Linked DNA regions of Homo sapiens: all the other regions are linked to region 2. Evidence: chromatin contacts called from ENCODE Hi-C or POLR2A ChIA-PET data. All regions are on one chromosome and are shown on one strand. Each heading gives the region's core, a stretch centred on a gene start or an enhancer-like site at or near the end of the contact. The rest is flanking DNA. Distances are from core to core; before and after follow the strand shown. Region 1 overlaps LOC100132078 (a long non-coding RNA gene). Region 2 holds the start of RDX (radixin). Region 3 holds the start of C11orf65 (chromosome 11 open reading frame 65).

Region 1 (2,700 bases), core at 49-2,548, 1.1 Mb before region 2:
AAGCCCTATCTTTTATATTCACTTCCTCTGACTTCTCAGTAAACATTGGTTTGAAAGTGAATGGTATTATCAGCTGCCAGTTTACAATATAAGGGGGTCTGTAGAGGAATGAAGGAGAAGCAGCTTTGGAGGAGGGAAAAGTGATCAAAATTAGGTTTCCGTCCTTTTGGGTTGCAGGGGAGGCGGGGGTCACTGGTAACAGTAAGCCAATAACAGGGCTTTGCAGAGCAGGACTAATTCTGTGTTCTGCACTGGGTGAGGCAGGTGCAGTTGCCACCTGGGCTTCGATCTGGGTCCCAGAGGAGTTAGTTCATATCTTGGGGCCATCTTGCAACTGCAATCCCATTTTGAAGCCAGGTAGCAGAGTTTGTGCTCATAGTCATTTATTCTTTTTAACTGTTTCTGTCTTTTATTCTCCTTCTGTGTTTTCCAGAGCAGTCTTCTTCCCTCTCCCCAGCCTCCCCAAAGACCTGCAAATTTTGTTTTCTGTTAAGTGCTCATCTCCCCCGACCCCCCTACAGCTGGGGAAGGTGTTGGTATCTCCAGCGACTTCAGGCTTCAAGTTTCCTTCTAGGAGGTACAAGTTGGCTGCCCATGCAAATCAGTTTTGCCTGGGGATCTTGGGAGAAGAAAGGGAAGCTCAGAGGAGGCACTGATCTTGCCCTGTGTTTTAGGGAAGCTGCTTTCGCTGCTGCTTTCAAGTGACCCGGATCTCATTAAACATACTGATGTGGGGTGTGCTTCTGAGAAGGTGCCTGAGAAATGAACTTGGCTTGCTTGTTGCCTTTGAGGGTCTGTGGGAGAGAATCATAAGCCTGTCCAGATCTTATCTTCTCAGGAAGGGGCAGGAAAACAACACAGCAAAACAGCTGCCCGGACGAGAACACCATCTAGTGTCTTCACACAACACACCCACATTTGGTGGTTTCTGTTTCCCATGAAGATGAAAGAGGAGGGGAGAGGCGTGTCAGGGATTCCCTGAGCCCTGATAGGAGGGTTCAACTGGGCGAGGAAGGGACCATCAGGCCAACCCATGTAGGTGGACCCACTCAGCTCTCAGGACTCATCTCCTCCACCTGGACCGCTCTCCCTGGTGGGGCATTGAGGGACTGAGGGCTCTGGTTTTGTTCTCTAGAAGAGGTGATCCATCATTAAAAATCTATTAAACATGCACTCTGTGTCCACCTTGTACTCTGTGGAAGCCAATTAGATACAAGACCATCCTGGCCCATGTGCAACTTCATTAAACCAATCACCAATAAAGGAAAAATTAAGTAACATGTAACACACGTGCTCAAATCACACACATGAGCAGTTAGGTGGTACATGACTAATTGGCAAATGAAAGACACATTCACTCTCAGTTTGCTCCTACACTGACATTTCGCTGAATGAACGGAACAGTCAGAAGGGTAACACACCACTGCAGCTAGCTGAGGTGGGGGCGGGAAGGGGAGGGTCTTAGATAGGGCAGCGTGGCCTGGCTGGAGCTACGCCAGTTGTAATATGAAGGACTTGTTTTCTGGATGGATTCAGGGCCAAATTTGCCATGTTCCCGGAAGGCTCTGGTTGTACCTTCTTGGAAGACATCCATCCTACCTGCTCTCATCTGTCCCCTTCTCTTCGATCAGAACCTACTGCTGAGCCTTCCTCCATTGCTTGCTGTAACACACTCTGATATAGGTCCCCTGCTTCTACCCTTCAGAATGATGCCAGCAGCAGCTTGTCTGCTATTGCCTTGGCCAGGATAAATTCTAACTGAAATGCCAATAGAAATGAATTGAATGGAATGGAAGGTAATTGGTTTGGGCAAGTCTCAGCTCTGTTTCTCACTAGGTATGACTGTAAGCCTCAATTTCCTCATCTGTAAAATGAGTACAAAAAGGATATCTTTATTGTATGATTGTTATGAGGATCCCAGGAGATAATGAATGTGAGGGCACCTATCACAGCACTGGGTGTGTGTTCAGAGTCTACTGCTATGTGGGCATTCACCAAGGCCCATGCCAAAGCAGTGCTTCTCAAACCGGCGTGTGCATTCCGATCACCTGAGGAGCTTGTGAAACATGTGGATTCTGATTCAGTGGAACTGGATGGGGCCTGAAATTCTATATTTCTAGTAAGTTCCTGAGCTGGTTCAAGGACCACACTTTAAGTAGCAAGGTATAAAAGGACTTTGTGATCGGAATTCTGCATTTCCATGACTCACTCGAGTGCTGACCCTCCCCTGCATTGATGGTTTACGCTGACTCTTGCCTTCTCTGTGTTTGGAACCTTTTCCACCTCCTTCTAGTCTCTATCTCACTCCACCTCTGTTGCTGGCCTTTTTGGCACCTCAATCTACTTACCCCAGTGGCCTCTGACTCTGCACTTCTCTCCGACTCTGCCTTCTAGAGTGGCATTGCTCACACCGACCACCCGTCTTTAATGCTTCTGGTCTAGTGTCACAAGACTCTCTTAAAATTTGCCTGAGGTAACCTTTGGATAAAGCCCAACCCATTTTCCTTCTCCCCTGGGCTTCCAGGAAGCTTACAATGAAGTTTTGTGTTGAGTTATAACATTCTCTCCCCAAGTTTTATGATAAAATTAGTTTCTTCCCACTCGCCATTCTTCCGTTATGACTTGGTTCTTACAGATTTTATTTTTTTGTCTTATTGTAGGTGTTGCTATTTGCTAGCTGAGTGATCTTGGTCAAGTCAC
Region 2 (2,700 bases), core at 90-2,589:
CAAGTCACACACCTGGTTCCCATCCTTGAGGAATTTGCTATCTAAAGGCCCTTGAGTTTAACCCTTGAGTCTCTTGGGGGCTTTTAATTGTTCGGAGAGGTCTCAAAGGGCAATAGTGGAAACTCACTGAAGAGGCAGGCTAGTGAAAGTGATTTGCAGATATTTCCTGGAAAAGCTACTGTCTCACCTAAGGTAAATGCTAAGGCAGGAAGTATAGGAGTTATTTGTCCTATAAAAGTAAGTATACTCAGGCGTTTTGTTATTTGAATCTAAAGTTTGTTCACAAAAGATAAGCTAAAAAAAGTATTGCAAACAGGGCAAGCCAGGCGAATCTGATTTTGTGCGCTTGCTGTTTGTATACTCATAGCAAGTTTTGCTCCCTGAATCATCCCAGCAGACAATACTGAGGGGACTCAGCATGGATTAGATGACAGAAGACTGATCCAGAAGTCAGGAGCTTCCTGTCTCATCCCAGCCACTAACTAAAGTGAGTGGGCTAGACTTAGTCTTAAGATCGAATGCCTAACTTTCTCTAAATCTAGAATTATGTAGGTTTGGCGGCTCTTTGGGGCCCTACTTCCAACTTTTTCTTGCTAACCAACTCCTTCCAACTGCCAAAGCATGTCGTTGGTAATAAAAAATTATCACACATCCTTGCTTGGATTAAAATTTGCACTCCTGATTTGGGGTCTTATCCATTGAGGTTTTGGTGAAGTTTGAAAATTGTCGCTGAAAAATTAAGTTTTTCTAGTTGGCTAAAACCTGCCAAAATAATGTAAACGTTCTTTGTTGCAAATCTAAATTCCGCTCAGGTAGGCCCTTTTCTCCTTCCCAGTCCAGGATCTTCAAACCTAACAGCCAAGTCTCACGCTTCATTTGGTCCCCGGCTCCCTCTGGGAAGAATTCCTCCTCTGGGGGCGACGGCAACGCCCTCAGTGAGTTTGCTGGCACCAGCGGGAGTTTCAAGTTTCCACTCGTTGGGGAGGCGGCGGGCACACTCCGAGCTTTGGGCTGGGCGGCTCCGCTTCCCTCGACCGCAGGTTTAGCTGGAGCCCAGCGCTCTCTGGAAGGGCTCGACCCTCCGGCGCATTCGCCCTATTTCCCTGGGCGCTCCCGAGCCCGCAGCCACCCACCTCGCGTTGGCCGGCCCCAGACCGCGACCCCCGGCCACGCCCGGAGCCAGGCCTGCGGCTGCGAGCCTGCGGGAGGGGCGGGGCGGGGGCGGCCCCCAGCGGCGGCGTTGGCGCTCAGTCCGCGGCGCGAGGACGGCCGGCCGGCAGGGGGAGGCGGGGGGGCGCCGGGCAGCCCCGCCTTTTCCCGCGGAGGCGCCGAGCGGCCATATTGCGGAGCTGTCTGCGGTGGCGGCGGCGCCTCTCGTCTCCCGCGGGCCAGCGCTCGCACCACCGCTTCTCCCTCCCTGTCGCAGCCGCGCCGCCGCGCAGCGCCCCAGCCACACGCCGGCGGGCAGAAGCCGCCCGCTCTCCGGGTAAGGCGCGGCGCCCTCCCTTCCCCCACTCCCCGCTCCCGGTTCCTCCGGAGACGCTAAGGTGGCGGCGCGAAGTTGCGGGGCCCGTGCTGCCCGGCCGTGGCGCCGCCGCCAGGGCTTGGCGCGCCTCCGCTCGCGCCCAGCTGGCCGAGGCGCCACTGTGGTAACGGCCCGGCCGGCCAGGCTCCTCCCGGGGCTGGTAGGGGCCGCGAGGCCCTGCCCGAGTCGTGGCTGAGCCGCGGCCCGAACGTGCCTGGCCGGGCCAAAGTCGACCTTCGCCGCCGCGGGATTCTCCTTTCCTCGGGGCGCGGAGTCTGCCTTCAGCGCCGGTGTCGGACCCCCAGCGCCCTGGGGACGGTGGGCTCCCGCTGCCTGGACTGGGCCCCGGGCCCGGGCTGGCATGGTCCCAAGGGTTGTTTGAAAATCCAGATATTCAGCGTAGGTAGAATTCGATTTTACATTTATTAGAACTTGTTCCCCGGCCTCCAGTTTGAAAGGAGGGGTGTTAAATTACTAGAGAGCGTGCGTTCCGCCCCAGTGGCAAAGGGGATGTTGCATGACAGGCTTTGGGGCGCCAGTCGCTCCCGCCGCTCGCACCCGCCAGGCCAGGGCCGCGGTTCCCGGCCGCAGCTCTACCTGCTGCTGTTGCAGCTCTCGGAGCCCTGTAACTTTCTCGGGCCCTTGAGGCCGCTCAGTTTTAGTGTCTCAGACCCCACCAGACAAGTTCAGTACATGATATCCCTCTTTTCCTTTAAAGGATTCTAAACTCAATTCCCGGACTAACTTTGAAAGGGGGCAGTGCATTTTTGTTTTTTTTTTTTTTTCAGTTTAAACAGACTACATCACTTCCTAGACAGATGTCATGTTTCTTCAGACATTCCCAATATTTGGTGGTTTTTTTTTTTCCTTAAAGAGTAGTTACTAGGTTGGAAATGTGTTAAAAGTCAACTTCATAAAAATATATTTTAAAATACATTTGAGATTTTGGTGGAAGACACGTTGCTGAGGAACTCGATGGCATTCTTGTGGCACTAAGACTGGCAGGATGTAAATATAAAAGTCTAAGATAATAAGGGTTTATTTGATAAACGAGTACTTTGACATAGACATTGTAATCTATTGTTTAAGGAGCATACTTCTTTTTTTTTTTTTTTTTTTAGAACACTAAATACTCTTTTATATGACTGATGGAGCTAAGAAGGAACAATTACCCC
Region 3 (2,700 bases), core at 141-2,640, 1.8 Mb after region 2:
TTGTCCAGGCTGGTCTTGAACTCCTGACCTCAAGTGATCCGCCCACCTCAGCCTCCCAAAGTGCTGGGATTACAGGTGTGAGCCACCACACCTGGCCTGAATTTAAATTTTTTAACCCAGTTTCTATTAGATTGAAAATTAAGATATACATAATGTTTCCATGACTATATTTTTACAGTTTATTGTTCATAACTACTGTGTATTAATGCATCAAGGCAACTACATAAAGAGGAACTGAAGCTCACCCCTTGCTTATGATTGTGATGATTTTAAAGAACTCTGGAAGTTCAGTGAGTCACTGAATTAACCTACCAAGAATTTTTTCTGTACAAATGTTTTCATTATACAGGGAAATTTCTCTTCAGGTGTTTCTTTTCCCTCCTTAAAAGTTTATCTTCCTTACAAACAAATTATATTCCATGCATGAACATAGGACGAACATAGCAAAACTGGGCAGTTCTGAACAAGATTTTTTCACATTGCAATAATCTGTGACCAACTAAAGCACTGCCAAAGTGTCAGACTCAGAATTCAAGCAAGTCAGACTTGCTTTAGATAAGCAGTGCTTGCATTATTTAAGGTCATTTGAAAACTCATTCAAGAGGTCGTCTGTTTTCACTTAAAGCAGTTTAGCTTAACCAGCTGAAGAGCTTACATTTAGAAATAACATTGGACTGCAAGTCACGTATTCTTTGACCTTGAGCAAGACCTGTCAAATAGCTAGAAGGATCAGTTGTCTCATTTTCAAATGAATAAATTAAACTAATTAAATAGGCCGGGCGCGGTGGTTCACGCCTGTAATCCTAGCACTTTGGGAGGCCAAGGCGGGAGATGGGGTAGGGGGGGATCGCTGGAGCCCAGGAGTTCAAGACCAGCCTGGACAACATGGAGAAACCCTGTCGCCACTATTAATAAAAATAGAAAAATGAGCCTGGCGTGGTGGTGCACTCCTACGGTCCCAGCTACTCGGGAGGCTGACGTGGGAGAATCACCTGAGCCAGGGGAGTTCCAGGCTGCAGTGAGCCGAGATCGCGCCACTGCACTCCAGCCTCGGCCACAGATTGAGACCCTATCTCAAGAAAAATTTTACAAAAATTAATAGAAAATATTTCATTATATTTCTCAACATCTTTAAGGTTCTTGGTTGAAATGACTGGGCTTTATTATATACTAAGCCCAACTTCGTAGACAATCACTTTGCTTTCCCTTCCAAAATCCTTTGCCTCAAAGCCACTGACAATCGAAAGCGGGCTTCTAACAGAACCAGCAGCCTTCACAAGCGGTTGGTCTATATCCCCTGCACTTTGTCAGAGCGCGAATAGAGGAAAGGCGGGGCCTAGAAGGCGGGGCTAGGAGGGCAATGGGGCGGGACAGAACGGATTGAGTTACGTCATTTCCGCCTGCGACGTTACCTAGGAGTCCAGCGGCGCCCGGGCCAGCAGCGATTGGTAGGTGAAGGGAATAGTGTCCCTTCTCTCAGCGCGTACTACTGTTCCGGTAGCCTTTGTGCCCACTGGTTTGAGCCTTCGTTGTTTCAAGGCCCTAAAGAACCCATACCCTTGATACCATTCCCCATCCGCCCCTCTTAAGGACGTTTCATTCCTCTAAAGCCCTCCCAGCGAGGCCTCCAGCTGGTTTACAGTCCTGCCCGGGAGTAACCCCTTCCTCAGAGCTCCTTTCCTCGCCCTCGGTGAAGTTGCGTCGGGCTGGTTGACAAGTCCTTACTGCTCATACTGCGCCTTCACAGATCCCCACACCCCAATCCTCCGCAAAGATATTACTCCGTCCACCTTCCCGCTGACCGGGAAGTACACATTAATCTTCCTTAGATTTTTCCTCATTTCTTTCCTTTGCCCCCTCCCATTTGTTTTACGTCTTTTCAGTTTTTTTAGAGATGGAAAAGGGAAACGCGTTTTTAAAGAATAGGTTAGTTTTTCTTCTCCTGCCCCTAGCATCAAGGACCACAGGTAAAAAGGAAAAGCGAAATTACGAAACTTATAAAGGCCACGCGAATCATTTGTTTATTCAATAAATTTAGTAGAGGAAACAAAATAGGACGTATACAGGTTCCAATTCAAGCAAAGTAAAGATTGTTTGCTGCTTTAAAAGTGAAACCAAGAATCCAAACACGTCTTGTGGGCTTTTTTCCACGAAGCGTAAAAATAAATAAGTGAAAACATCATCTATTATGATAAAAAATTTTATTGATTAGGGATATAATAAGCTTGGAAAATACTTATCTGTGAATCTACAAGTGGCACATGGGTGTAGTAAAATACTTCATTGCCTGAGCAGTTGTTTGATAGTACATTTTATTTGGTTAGTTTTTTGTTGTTGTTTGTTTTTGAGAAGGCATCTCGCTGTGTTGCCCAGGCTGAGTGCAGTGGCGTGATCTCAGTTCACTGCAACCTCTGCCTCCTGGGTTCAAGTTATTCTCCTGCCTCAGCCTTCCGAGTAGCTGTGACTGCAAGTGTGCGCCACCACACCCAGTTTATTTTTGTATTTTTACTAGAGACAGGGTTTCACCATATTGGCCAGGCTGGTCTCAAACCCCTGACTTAAGGTGATCTGCCCACCTTGGCCTCCCAAAATGTTAGGATTACAGGCCTGAGCCACCAGACCCGGCCTGGTAGTACATTTTAGTATCTTAAAACTTATGAAGGGTTTTCACAATGGTTATTTTATCTGGAGCATCATAAT

The links. A loop is a pair of places that touch in the nucleus more often than their neighbours do. ChIA-PET counts read pairs that join two places held with the same protein, here RNA polymerase II (POLR2A). Pooled maps may share reads with other maps.
Region 1: a map with no recorded cell type shows a loop between it and region 2 (4-fold over the local background). The contact joins the enhancer-like site here to the promoter of RDX in region 2. A Hi-C loop is called at or near these places in 3 of 37 single-sample maps with no recorded cell type and 4 of 50 pooled maps.
Region 3: a loop to region 2 is called in a pooled map, with 10 times the contacts of the local background. The contact joins the promoter of C11orf65 here to the promoter of RDX in region 2. A Hi-C loop is called at or near these places in 5 of 50 pooled maps. POLR2A ChIA-PET finds 5 or more read pairs at or near these places in 2 of 52 experiments (A673 and activated naive CD4-positive, alpha-beta T cell).

Annotation. Positions count from the first base shown.
Region 1 is chr11:111,412,715-111,415,414 of GRCh38, reverse strand. It overlaps LOC100132078 (a long non-coding RNA gene), which reads left to right. Exons shown (of 4, transcript NR_046085.1): 3 at 434-577; 4 at 675-1,173. It also overlaps a transcript of BTG4 not described here. Among named protein-coding and RNA genes, the nearest start is that of POU2AF1, 35 kb to the right of the region's middle. RefSeq lists an enhancer at 804-1,143. Within about 2 kb of position 1,298, at least 4 of the 41 ENCODE cell types and tissues checked have a DNase peak (open chromatin) inside an H3K27ac peak, as active enhancers do.
Region 2 is chr11:110,295,253-110,297,952 of GRCh38, reverse strand. It overlaps RDX (radixin), which reads left to right and starts at 1,339. Exons shown (of 14, transcript NM_002906.4): 1 at 1,339-1,486. RefSeq lists silencers at 957-1,756, 1,807-1,856, 1,867-1,966, 2,097-2,156 and an enhancer at 1,370-2,242.
Region 3 is chr11:108,466,219-108,468,918 of GRCh38, reverse strand. It overlaps C11orf65 (chromosome 11 open reading frame 65), which reads left to right and starts at 1,390. Exons shown (of 9, transcript NM_152587.5): 1 at 1,390-1,448. RefSeq lists a cis regulatory region at 1,306 and enhancers at 1,234-1,378, 1,319-2,171.